2 separate regions of the Homo sapiens genome follow, and region 2 is linked to region 1. The links are chromatin loops, found by intact Hi-C in ENCODE. Cell type or tissue: CD4-positive, alpha-beta T cell. All regions are shown on one strand. Links, peaks and the distances in the headings refer to the core of each region. The heading gives the core; the rest is flanking DNA. Region 1 overlaps PTGFRN (prostaglandin F2 receptor inhibitor). Region 2 overlaps PTGFRN (prostaglandin F2 receptor inhibitor).

What was found. Peaks named below come from ENCODE experiments on the same cell type or tissue, not always from the same donor. Only the 100,000 strongest peaks of a DNase experiment are listed, where the experiment ranks them.
Region 2: it touches region 1 in a loop (2.2-fold over the local background); 5 of 110 quality-filtered maps call a loop at or near these places.

The regions. Positions count from the first base shown.
Region 1 is chr1:116,985,021-116,990,266 of GRCh38, reverse strand. It overlaps PTGFRN (prostaglandin F2 receptor inhibitor), which reads right to left. Exons shown (of 9, transcript NM_020440.4): 9 at 1-3,466. The coding sequence ends at 3,300. Among named protein-coding and RNA genes, the nearest start is that of CD101, 14 kb to the left of the region's middle. RefSeq lists an enhancer at 1-186. In CD4-positive, alpha-beta T cell, for the core only: no CTCF peak of the experiment used is centred there; DNase peaks (open chromatin) are centred at 2,876 and 3,356; H3K4me3 peaks cover 1,104 bases; H3K27ac peaks cover 1,317 bases.
Region 2 is chr1:116,932,132-116,937,621 of GRCh38, reverse strand. The region is part of intron 1 of PTGFRN (prostaglandin F2 receptor inhibitor); the gene reads right to left. Among named protein-coding and RNA genes, the nearest start is that of PTGFRN, 25 kb to the right of the region's middle. In CD4-positive, alpha-beta T cell, for the core only: a CTCF peak has its summit at 2,567; DNase peaks (open chromatin) are centred at 2,551 and 3,831; H3K27ac peaks cover 404 bases.

The DNA.
Region 1 (5,246 bases), core at 1-5,000:
TCATATAACATTGGATATGGACAAAAATACACAAGATCCTTTCTTTGTCTACGGAAAATTCTGCAGATCCTTATGTGCCACACTTAAAAAGAAAGTCAGCGTTTTCTCTTCTAGGGATCTGCACACATATTTATCACTGAGAATTTGGTCAAACAGTGGAGGAGAACTTACCCAAATCCCAGTTCCCTTCTTCCTCTGTTGTCATCGGTGAAGCTAAAAAAAAGTTTTCTGAAAGTAGCAAGTTGTGTAGTATTGCTTATTATTCCTGCCAAAAAGGCTCAGTCTTTGGCTCACAGATGTCAGTGACAAAATCATGGCTGCAGGCAGTCTGCAAAGCAAGAAGCAAGGGCCACCGGGGAAACAAACGAAGGTCTGGGCAGGAGGGGCCTCCTCTACCAAGATCTCAGGGAGCCCCTCAGATGGTGAGGGTGAGGGGGGGAAAGACACTCAAATAAATACATTTTTAAATTAAAATTTAGCCCAGTTGGTGAGTCAGAGTTCTACTGTCCCATGAAACATCTCAACAGTTGTTAAAAAGTCGATTTGCATTTTTTTTCAAAGTGAAACGTGTATGTAAACATCATAAAGTAAACAATTTACAGGAATTTCGAGGCTTCTATCTGAACATAGCTTAGGCTCTTTCTGGGGCTATTTTTATGATTAGGAAAAAAAATCCCAAACTTTTATAAAGTTCCTTTTTGTTAAGAAGTGCAATTCCACCTGTGTGAGACGCGGCTGGGTCTCTCTTTCATTCACACCAGTGCTGCTGGTAGGAACCTGTTCTAGAAGAGCACTTGTCGCAGGGGTGGGGTGGGGAGCCCTATTTGGTACAACAAAAGAGTGCATCTCACCACATTAAAAATACACATTCCTGGAAATTTATATCCCTAGAAGGAACTAGGTCCTTGGTACAATGCCCTGGGATTTCTCGCCCCTTCCTGCCAGCCCTCAGGTGACATGCAGCTTGGGCAGCCCAGTGGACATGGGGCAGGTGGGTGGAGGTCAATGCCTTAACAACTCCAGCCCTGAACTGCAGCATCAGTATGAAAGGAAAAGGTACAGTGTGTAAGCACCCATCACATTTACCACCATCGAGTGTCTGCTGTGACTCAGTCCATGGTTTTACACACACCCGGTCAGGTCCAAAGCTAAGCACCCTTTCTTCCTACTAAGAAGGGCCTGTGCCAATAAAATCCTGAATCTCCTTTTAATAGATGCAAGGGCTGAAAGGGCACTGGCTGTTACTAATACAGCACCTGTTTAAATATCTGTTCTCTCTTTAATTCTCACTTGTACAATCACCTACAAGCTGCCTCTTCTGAAATAGCAGTTAGGATATGTTATGACATGCAGAAAATACCCAAATCTAGTGCCAACAAGGCCTCGTCCTCTTCCTCTAGTCACTCAGGCCCTGGTGGGGTATACTTGTTGCCCGTCTTCCCACCACAGGCCCGGGCCAAGGAAAGGCTACTGTCAATGCAGAATCTAATGTTTCTACCATGTGCATGGTCCCCTTGGTGGGGAAAACTCAATGGGAATCTGCTTCCAGGGGCGACTCGGTGATAAGTGCAGAACCGGCTGTGGGGGAGCAGGGGGAAATGGTGAGCCAGGAGGAGCACAACTCATCCGGCCCATGGTGACAAAGAGCTGCACATGAATGGCCATCATTTTGTATTAGTTTATTGCTCAAAACAAATGAATCTTTTTTTCCCCTTTGGAAGAGAGAGCAGTGTTAGATCCTTCAAAGTCAAGATAAAAGCAGAGGATTGCAATTAGGGCATGAGTCACCAGCGAGCCTCAGAAAACCCTACTGGGATGCTTCCGAAAGGCCAGTGCTGTGCAGGGGGCGAGACACTTCAGGGAGCGGGAGGCTCCAAGGACAGAGCTTTTAAAGCAGCAGCAGAAGCCTGGGATGTGGAAGATCTCTGTCTACTCTCCTATTCCTGATGGGAGCAGTCGGGCAAAGCACACCGCTCTTGACTCTGCTCTACAGGCCATTCACATAACAGCAAATTGCTGGGTTTCCTTCATGTCCCTATTAGGAAAGCAAAACATACCACAAAGTATACCCTTTCTCACTAACCCCCTGCAGTGGACCTTAAAATGACCTGAAGGACTGAAAAGGTCATAGAAAAAACATGGTGCTTCTAGGTAATTTCTGATTCCTTGAAGTCAGTCAGTCTTGCAAGTAGCAATTTGCCTTCAGGTTAAGGAGCCCAAGCACGTGTGAAGGACATGGCATATCTGTGGGTCCCCCTGCAAGACTCTTGGTGACCAATGCCTTTGCCCCCCACAATGGGCAAGAGAGAGGAATAGTGGTGGCTTCTTTAGCCTAACTTGCACCTGGCACCACTCTGACCCTCCTGGCCCCAGCTGCGTAAGAATAACTTCGTGGGATCCCTCTTCTGCTCCTCCTGGAGTCCCCTGAGACACAGTGGCCTCACAACTACTGGAGCAGGTATCTGATCCTTTCCTTGTCCCCATCCTCCCCTTCCTTGCAGCCCTTCTTACTGCCCTGGACAGAGGTGGCTGTGTATTTTTCTTCATATTCATTCTTAAGGCTAAGGTGGCAAGATAAGGTGCTCAGTGGAGAGCCAAATTGTAGATTCCAGGGCTGCCATTTCAGTGCTCTCACAGAAAACAAATACAAAAGAAATGGAAAAGGGGCAGAGAAGCAAAAAAAAAAAAAAAAAAAGCAGTTGGGCTCAATAAGAAGTTATATACTCCAAGTTTGGATTTCAAATGTAGTCTAAACCCCTGAAAACAGGGGGTGGGGTAGGGTCGTAAAAGCCACAAATTAGCCTTCGGCACAGGTCTGTGTTGTCTGTCAGCCGGGTAGAGGGTGGCGCTCAGCAGCTCTCTGAACACGTGCCTCCAACGCGGAAGCTGGCTCTCAGGCGGGCAGGCACATTCTCACTGAAGATAAAGAACTCCGCATGCCATCACCCCTTCCTCACCACAACCCCGCGAAACAAAAGCTATAAACACACACAAGTCAGAGGATCTATAAACCAGTGGGAGAAAAAAAATTAGATGAAGGTTAACCATTAAAAAGCTGCAGTTGGGAAAACACACACTCGATTGTTACATCAGAAAGTGCCGTGGGAAGAAGAGCCGTGTGCTGGTAAACATGTCCGCGCTCAGAACTTGACATGCAGAAAAGAGAGAGCGCCAAGTCCCACCTGAGATTAGAGAGGACTGGTTTTTAGTGTAACACACTTTGTTTTAAAATATCACTGTCCTCTTCTTGCCCCAATTGCTCCTAGAACGTCCCTCTGTCACTCCCCTCCCGGGCCAGCCTAGTCCATCTCCATCGACATGAGCCTGCGGCGCTCGCGCCGTGTCTCCTGAACCTCCTTCTTACAACACCAGTGGGAGCTGCAGTACCCGATGAGACAGGACAGGAGCCCGATGACCGTGGACAGACCGACGCCGATCAGCAAGGGATACTTGAAGGCGTTCAGCACTGGGAGGGAGAGATCAAAGGGGAAGCCAGTCAGTGCTGCGAGGGAGGCCGCTTTGGGGGCACCCTCGCCTCCCTTCCCCACTGGAGCAGGATCTCCCGAGAGATAAGGTCTCATTCCTCCTGCATCTAGCACCTAGCACACCACTGGAGACAGGAGAAGCTCAGCCTTATCTGTCACAAAAATGAGCAAATGTCTTCCTACCCAGCTCTGCGGGGAGAATAAAAACCACAAAGAAGATTTCACTCGATGCCTTTGAATGTCAACTTGCTTTTTAGGGTTTTGGCAAAAGATTGATTTTTAAAAGTCAGTATAAGGGCACCGCACGTTCAGCAGCAGATGCATCCTTAAAAAAACCATGCATAAATCAATCCTATGCATCAAATAACTGAAGTGTACTAAGGGAGCTATTTTAAGTAACACTATACTAAATTATCTAGCAAAGTGAATAATCACTCCCCTGTTTGTTAAATCTGGGTTTTTATACGGAGTTACTTCAAGCAAGGAATTCCTAAGATGCAAAATATGGTACAGATGATTTAAGTGTCAGAAATGCACAAACACCATTTAGACTCCACCCTTGAAATCCCACCTTCCTTTCCCCATAAGTACCCATGCTCCTTGGGTGGACGCTGCCACTGGGCTAGGTGCTTTACGTTTGCTAAGGTTTAATTTTCGAAATAGCCCCATAGAAGACTATTATCCCATTTTACGAGAGAAAATGGATCAGAAAGGCTAAGTAGTCTGTGGAAGAGCTAGGGCTCCAATTTCCATCTGACTGATCACTAGGGAAACACTCAAAAGGCTTTTACTCATCCTCGGAGGCCCCTGGACTTTAATTCTCTTTATGGAGTTATTTCGACTAACATGTACTTTCTGAAATTTTCCACAAAGGAGACATGTTTTTTGTAAACCAAGGAACAACTGTCCCCACTCTGGGATGCTCAAGGAACAAAGCTCTGACTGTCTAGTTAGGTTGACCCTGGTGTTCATCGTGGGCCAACGAGGCTGGGAGCTCATCCTCCCATCTTGGGGCTCCGTGAAGTACCCACTCTGTGCCACTGACTCCAGAAGGAGTCTCTTTTTTTTTTTTTTGAGATGGAGTATCCCATTGTCGCCTGGGCTGGAGTGCAATGGTGCGATCTCGGCTCACTGCAACCTCCACCTCCTGGGTTCAAGCAATTCTCCTGCTTCAGCCTCCGAGTAGCTGGGATTACAGGCACCCGCCACCACTCCTGGCTAATTTTGTTTTTCTTTTTTGTATTTTTAGTAGAGACGGGGTTTCACTATGTTGGCCAGGCAGGTCTCGAACTCCTGACCTCATGATCCGCCCGCCTCGGCCTCCCAAAGTGCTGGGGTTACAGGCGTGAGCCACTGTGCCCAGCCATGAGTCTCTCTTAAGAAGCAAAACCAGTGGTAGTGAGAGTAGCAGGTCCCTAAGCTATAGCCTCCCCTATTGACCTGAGCCCTCTCTCTCAAGGCTGCTCTCTGCCTGTGCCTAGCAGAATCCATGCCAACCCTCGGACACCATAAAGCGAGTTTCTATAAATTTATGGAAGAGGCAAAGCCTTGAAAATTTTTCTAGTAAGTCTTGAAAATTATTTATCAATGGTGACACTAGCACATAATAGCAAAGCTGGGGAAACTGCAAGGGCTGCTGGTGCCCTTCTGGGTGCAGGCTCAGGCCAGGTCTAGAAAGAAAGCAGGACGTGCTATGGCACATTCCTCAAACTGTGGCCACCTGGGTTCTGTCAGCTACAGCCTGGCACAAGAAGAAGACAT
Region 2 (5,490 bases), core at 287-5,286, 53 kb after region 1:
TGATTCATCTCCTTGTCTGAACTCTCCAATCCTTCCACAGGGCTGCCAAAATCATATTTTCCACATACAAATCCGATGTCCCTTCACTGATCAAGTCTTTAATGGCTCCTTATCACCTATAGGACAAAATCAACCCATCAGCCACCCCCAGTGCTGTCACCCTGGCCCCGGCCAGCACCCGTCTCATCTGCATTACTGCAGTGTCCCTTACTGTTCTCCTGGCTTCCATTCTTGTTCTCTAGTCTCAATACAGCAAAGTGATCTTTGAAAAATTTAAGTTGGGTTATATCTTACTCTGTTCAAAGGTCTCCAATCACTTCCCATCTCATTCAGATGAAAGCTGAAATCCTTATAGAGGCAATCCTTACAGGACCTGGCCGTTTTTGTTTCTTGGACTTCCTGTCTGTTCCTCTTCCTCCACTATACTCCAGCCATGCTCTGCTCCCAAGGTTTCACCTACTGCAACCTCAGGGCCCTTGCACATTTCCTCAACCCAGGACACTCTCAGACATTCATCCCACTAGCTCCTTCACCAGCTTCAGATCCATATTCTAATGTCACCTTCTCAATGAGGCCTTTCCTGAGCACCCTAAAGTGGCACATCCCCATTCTTGCTCCTGCCAAATTTTCTCCTTATCAATTATTACTAAAATACTTTATGAACATTTATGTTTTCACTATTATTTGTTTTCTTTTTCTTTTTTCCCCAGTAGAATGTAAGTTCCATATGAGTAGTGATTTTTGTTTTGTCCATTGCTGAATGACAGTGCCTAGAACAGGACCTGGTAAAATAGTAGTTGTTCAATAAATATTTGTTAAATGAATGAATGAATGAATAAAAGACATACAAGACCACTCATGATCTGGCTCATGGATACCACTTTAGCTTCATCTCCAACTGTTCTCCCACTCTCTGATGCTTCTATCCCACAAAACAAACATCTCTTCACTTTCTGGAAATGCCATACTCTCTGGTGCTTCATGGCCTCTGCTTTCATGCCTCCATCACCTGGAATACCCTCTCATCCATCTCTTCACCCTCTTGTAAGAAGCAGCTGCAGCACCACCTCCTCTGTGAAGCCTTCCCCAACTCCCCTAGGATCACTTAGGTACTCCTTCCTTCATGTTCCAACTCAACCTGCAAAAGTACCTTCAACATTGGCTATATGATAGCTCCACTGGGAAAAGTAAAGCAGATATGAACAGATGCTTGAAAGATCAAATTCTAATCCGAAAAGATATAAACCTGAGCACTGTCTTGCATGCAGAACTAGGATGTCCCCTCATCCATGCAAATCAAGATCTTAAATTTTGGTAACAGAATTTCAAATTGCCACCAAGCAATCTGGTATTTAGCACAGATTTCTTGTAATATTGTTAAATAACAGCTAATGATATTTAAAAATAAATATAACTTGGAAAAAATAGAGCATATGGCTCTTTTCAAATCAAAAAGAATATCTACATAGCCACATGTTGCCAATTTTTGTCAAAACCTTTTGTAACAGTTGATAACTGAGGGAAAAAGAGGAAAAGAAAGTTTTCCTCTATTTTTCCAAGTTCTACCAGTGTTTCAAACTGAAGGTCCCAAACACTTCTTTACCTGAACTGTATTAGTTTAGTTCCCCATAAAAATGCCGCTACTAAGTAACAATCTTGAATTATGGCTTCATTTGTTTTCAGGAGTCAATATAAGAAACCTTCATACGAAAAACATTTATCAGCCTTAAAAGTCCTATTGAGGACACTACTGGGTTGTTCAATGACACAAAAATTCACATAATAAAATTCCATTAAAATTTAATACCAGAAAAAAAAATACCTGTTGATGGACCATTGTACATTCTTTCAAAAAAACAGGAACTACACAGGTTTCTCTTACCTCTCGGGGCAGTTACCACAGCCTCAGAGTACCTTTGATACCCAAGACAAAATAAGGGCACTTTAACTATCACCTTCATGCAGTGTTTACGTATATGTATGTGTATTTCATTGGAAGTTGACTCAAATATTTGGGGGTGGTAAGCAGAGTTTAAATTTCAAAAGACCAATAATTGAGATTTCTACTTTTAGATTTTTGCTTTTTGCTATCATAGAGTAGCTAATATCAGATCACTCCCCACCCCCTGCCCCCACCCTCACTCCCACTACAGAAACCATAAAAGATAGATAAAAGCTAACTGAATGCAGTGGTGAGCAATCAAGGCAGCCAGGCTCAAGGGTCCAAGATCACAGAAAGATACTGAAGTGGACTCAACAATACCCACTGCCTTTTCTCTTCAGATATTTGCTATTTTTAAGTGGTGCAGGCTAGAAAGCAAGTAGAAGTAAGTAACTCAGAGCTTCCAGCACCTTGTGGGGCCAAGAAGACAACTGAAGTTCAAGGATACTAAGAAGGTCAGAGTTTGAGGAGCAAGATCCTACGAAAAAAAGGCAACAGCAGAGAAGTGAGCTTGACATACTACATTGTTTTCCCCTCAAGGTAACTGACATGAAAGATACATTGAAGGGTATGGGGAGGTGGTAAGTGGCTGAGAAGCTAAGCAGAAAATAAACACTAGGGGGCTAAAGGTTAAGTAAAATTTTTGACCATTTCACAATACGGGGAAACAAAAACTAGAATTCTGAGTCCACAAAGGAAGGTGGTAAACACTCAGATTCTCAGTTACAATCCTGGAAGGGCTATGCTCTTGGAATAAGAGCAAAGCGGAAAAAGCAACTAGCTCTCATCAAGACTAAAAGACAGTCTCAAAGCATCTCAATTCCTCATTGGATAAAGATGAGCTTCTCTTACTCTACTGGCCTGTTAGGAAAAAAGTAAATCTTCTCAGATAGAAGATGACATCATACAAAGCCACTACAATTTTTCAGTGTTCAATTAAAACTTACCAGGTATTCCAGATGACAGAACCAAATAAACAAAAACAAAAGAGAAAAAATAAGACAATAGAAACAGACCTCCAGGGATCCAGATATTGGTTTTATCAGACACAGATTGTAAACTAACTATAATTAATTTACTAAAGAAATAGAAAACAGGATTTCACCCAAACTGAAATATATTGAAACAATCAAATTGAAATTTTAGAACTAAAAAAAAAAATACAATATCCGAAATTAAGAGGTCAATAAATAGGTTTGGCAGCAGATTAGATGCAGCACAGAAGAAGTCAGCAGCCAGGCACAGTGGTTCTCGCCTATAATCCCAGCACACTGGGAGGCTGAGACAGGAGGACTGCTTGAGCCCAGGGGTTCAAGATCAGCCTGGGCAACATAGTGAGACCCTGTCTCTAACAACAACAGAAAAAATTAGCCAGGCATGGTGGCACACATCTGTAGTTCCAGCTACTCAGGAGGCTGAGGTGGAAGGACTGCTTGAGCCCAGGAGATGGAGGCTGCAGTGAGCCATGACTGTGCCACTGTACTCCTGCCTGGGCAACACAGTAAGACCCTGTCTCAAAAAAAAACAAAACAATCACAAAAACAAAACAAAATAAAACAAAAGTCAGTAAAAGTTATCCAAACTGAAGCCCAGGGTATAAAAAAGAACTAAAAAAGCCAGACAAGAATCTATGAGACACAGTAAAAAGGCCAAACATATGTGTCACAGAGGCCCAGAAGGACAGGGAGAGACTGTAGTAGAATTAGGCATAATTTTTGAAGAGATAATGGCTAAGATTTTTCTTAAACCAACAAAAGACATCATGCCACAGATGCAAGATAAGATATGTATCATAAACAGAATAAATACAAATAAAACCACACCTAGGTAAATCATAGCAAAACTACTGAAAGGCAGAGAAAGGAACAGGAATACAACTGATGGCTAACTTTCAACGGAAATGATGCTCATGAGAAGACCACAGAATGACATCTTTAAAGTGATGAAAGGAAGTAACCACCAACCTAGGATTCTATACAGAGAAAAAAAATCCTCAAATAGGAAGGCAACATAAACATGCTTTCAACCAATTCTCAACAAGGGAAAAAGAATTAATTGCACCAAAAATAAGTACTAAAGGGGGTTCTTCAAATAGAGGGAACATAATCCCAGTTGAAATCATGGAAATGTGAGAAGGCAAAGTGAGCAACAGAAAGAATAACTATGTGGGTAAACCTACTGAATATTGACTATAAATACAATATTAGTAATGTCTTCTGGAATTCAAAATATATACATAATTAAAACATATGACATCAATAGCAGAAAAAGTGAGGGGAGGGGTGGAATACATTGGAGCTTAAATGTTGTAAGGTCTTTCATTATCCTGGAAGTGGTAAAAGGATCACTAGTAAACACTAACAGATCACTGATACGTGTTCTAATCTCTAGAGTAACCACAAAAATGAAAGACTGAATAACAAGCTAATTGGTGGGGGAGGGGGAGGGTAGAATAAAAAATACTTGATTAATCAAAGACCCCATAATTTCAGCTAAAATCATATAAGCATTTCTCATAGTATTTATTTCATGATGTATTCAGTTTGATTTACTATCAAGTCTCCCAGTCTCTCTCCACAACAATATTAGAATCGAGTAAGAGGAAGAATAATAATGTACAGTGTTTCTTACATGGCATGCACTGACTGACTGAGCCAGGCACTATCCACAAATTGTCTTAATCCACAGAAGACAACCATAAGGTAGCTATTACCACCCCTATCACAGATATGAGGAAATTGAGAATCAAAGAAGTTGAATAACCTCCTGAAGGTCATAACAGCTATAACGTGAGGGACTCAAACCCAAACTTGATAGTGCAGCATAAGCCAAAGATAGGTCGGATTTCGTTTGCCTTCAATTGCATTATATATTATCATCCTCTGTTGATTTTTTGTCTTTAATCTGAGTAGGAAAAAGAAACAGCTTAAAATTCCCTATATTTCATATTCTCCATGGGCAATGGAACCAAGATAGGCAGCAAAGTAACACAGAAATGAGTCACTGAAAGAAGAAATATTATATATTTTCAATGTGAAGTAGACAGATGAGAGAATAGAAGAAACTGGATTGTTAAAAATTTCTTCAAAAATTTTTCTGATGTACTACCTTTGTTATTTTAAGTGATACCAACTTTAACACCACGCATATTTATACTCAAAAATGGTGCAGAGAACTTTATTCCAAAATCATACAGGAGGGACTTTTAGAAGTCCTCTGCTCTGACTTCTCAGCAGTAGAAAATTAACAACCAAGAGTTAATTGTTTCCCGATTACCATTTCCCTACCTCTGGAATACTCAAGAAAGTAATTAAATGCCTTCGACTTTCTTCTATCAGGTGGAATCGATGGGGACAGGTAGAAAAAGGCAAGTTCTTCAAAGTAAACAACTACTCCTGCAATGTTTATTTAAATAAGTGCTATTGCCAACCATGAGGAATCATTAAGAAAGACAAGGCAATGAAGACTACACTTCATTTATCTATGCTTTTCCACCTCCTTCTGATATCCATGGGAAATGGATTTTATTTCTCAGGTTATCATCAACA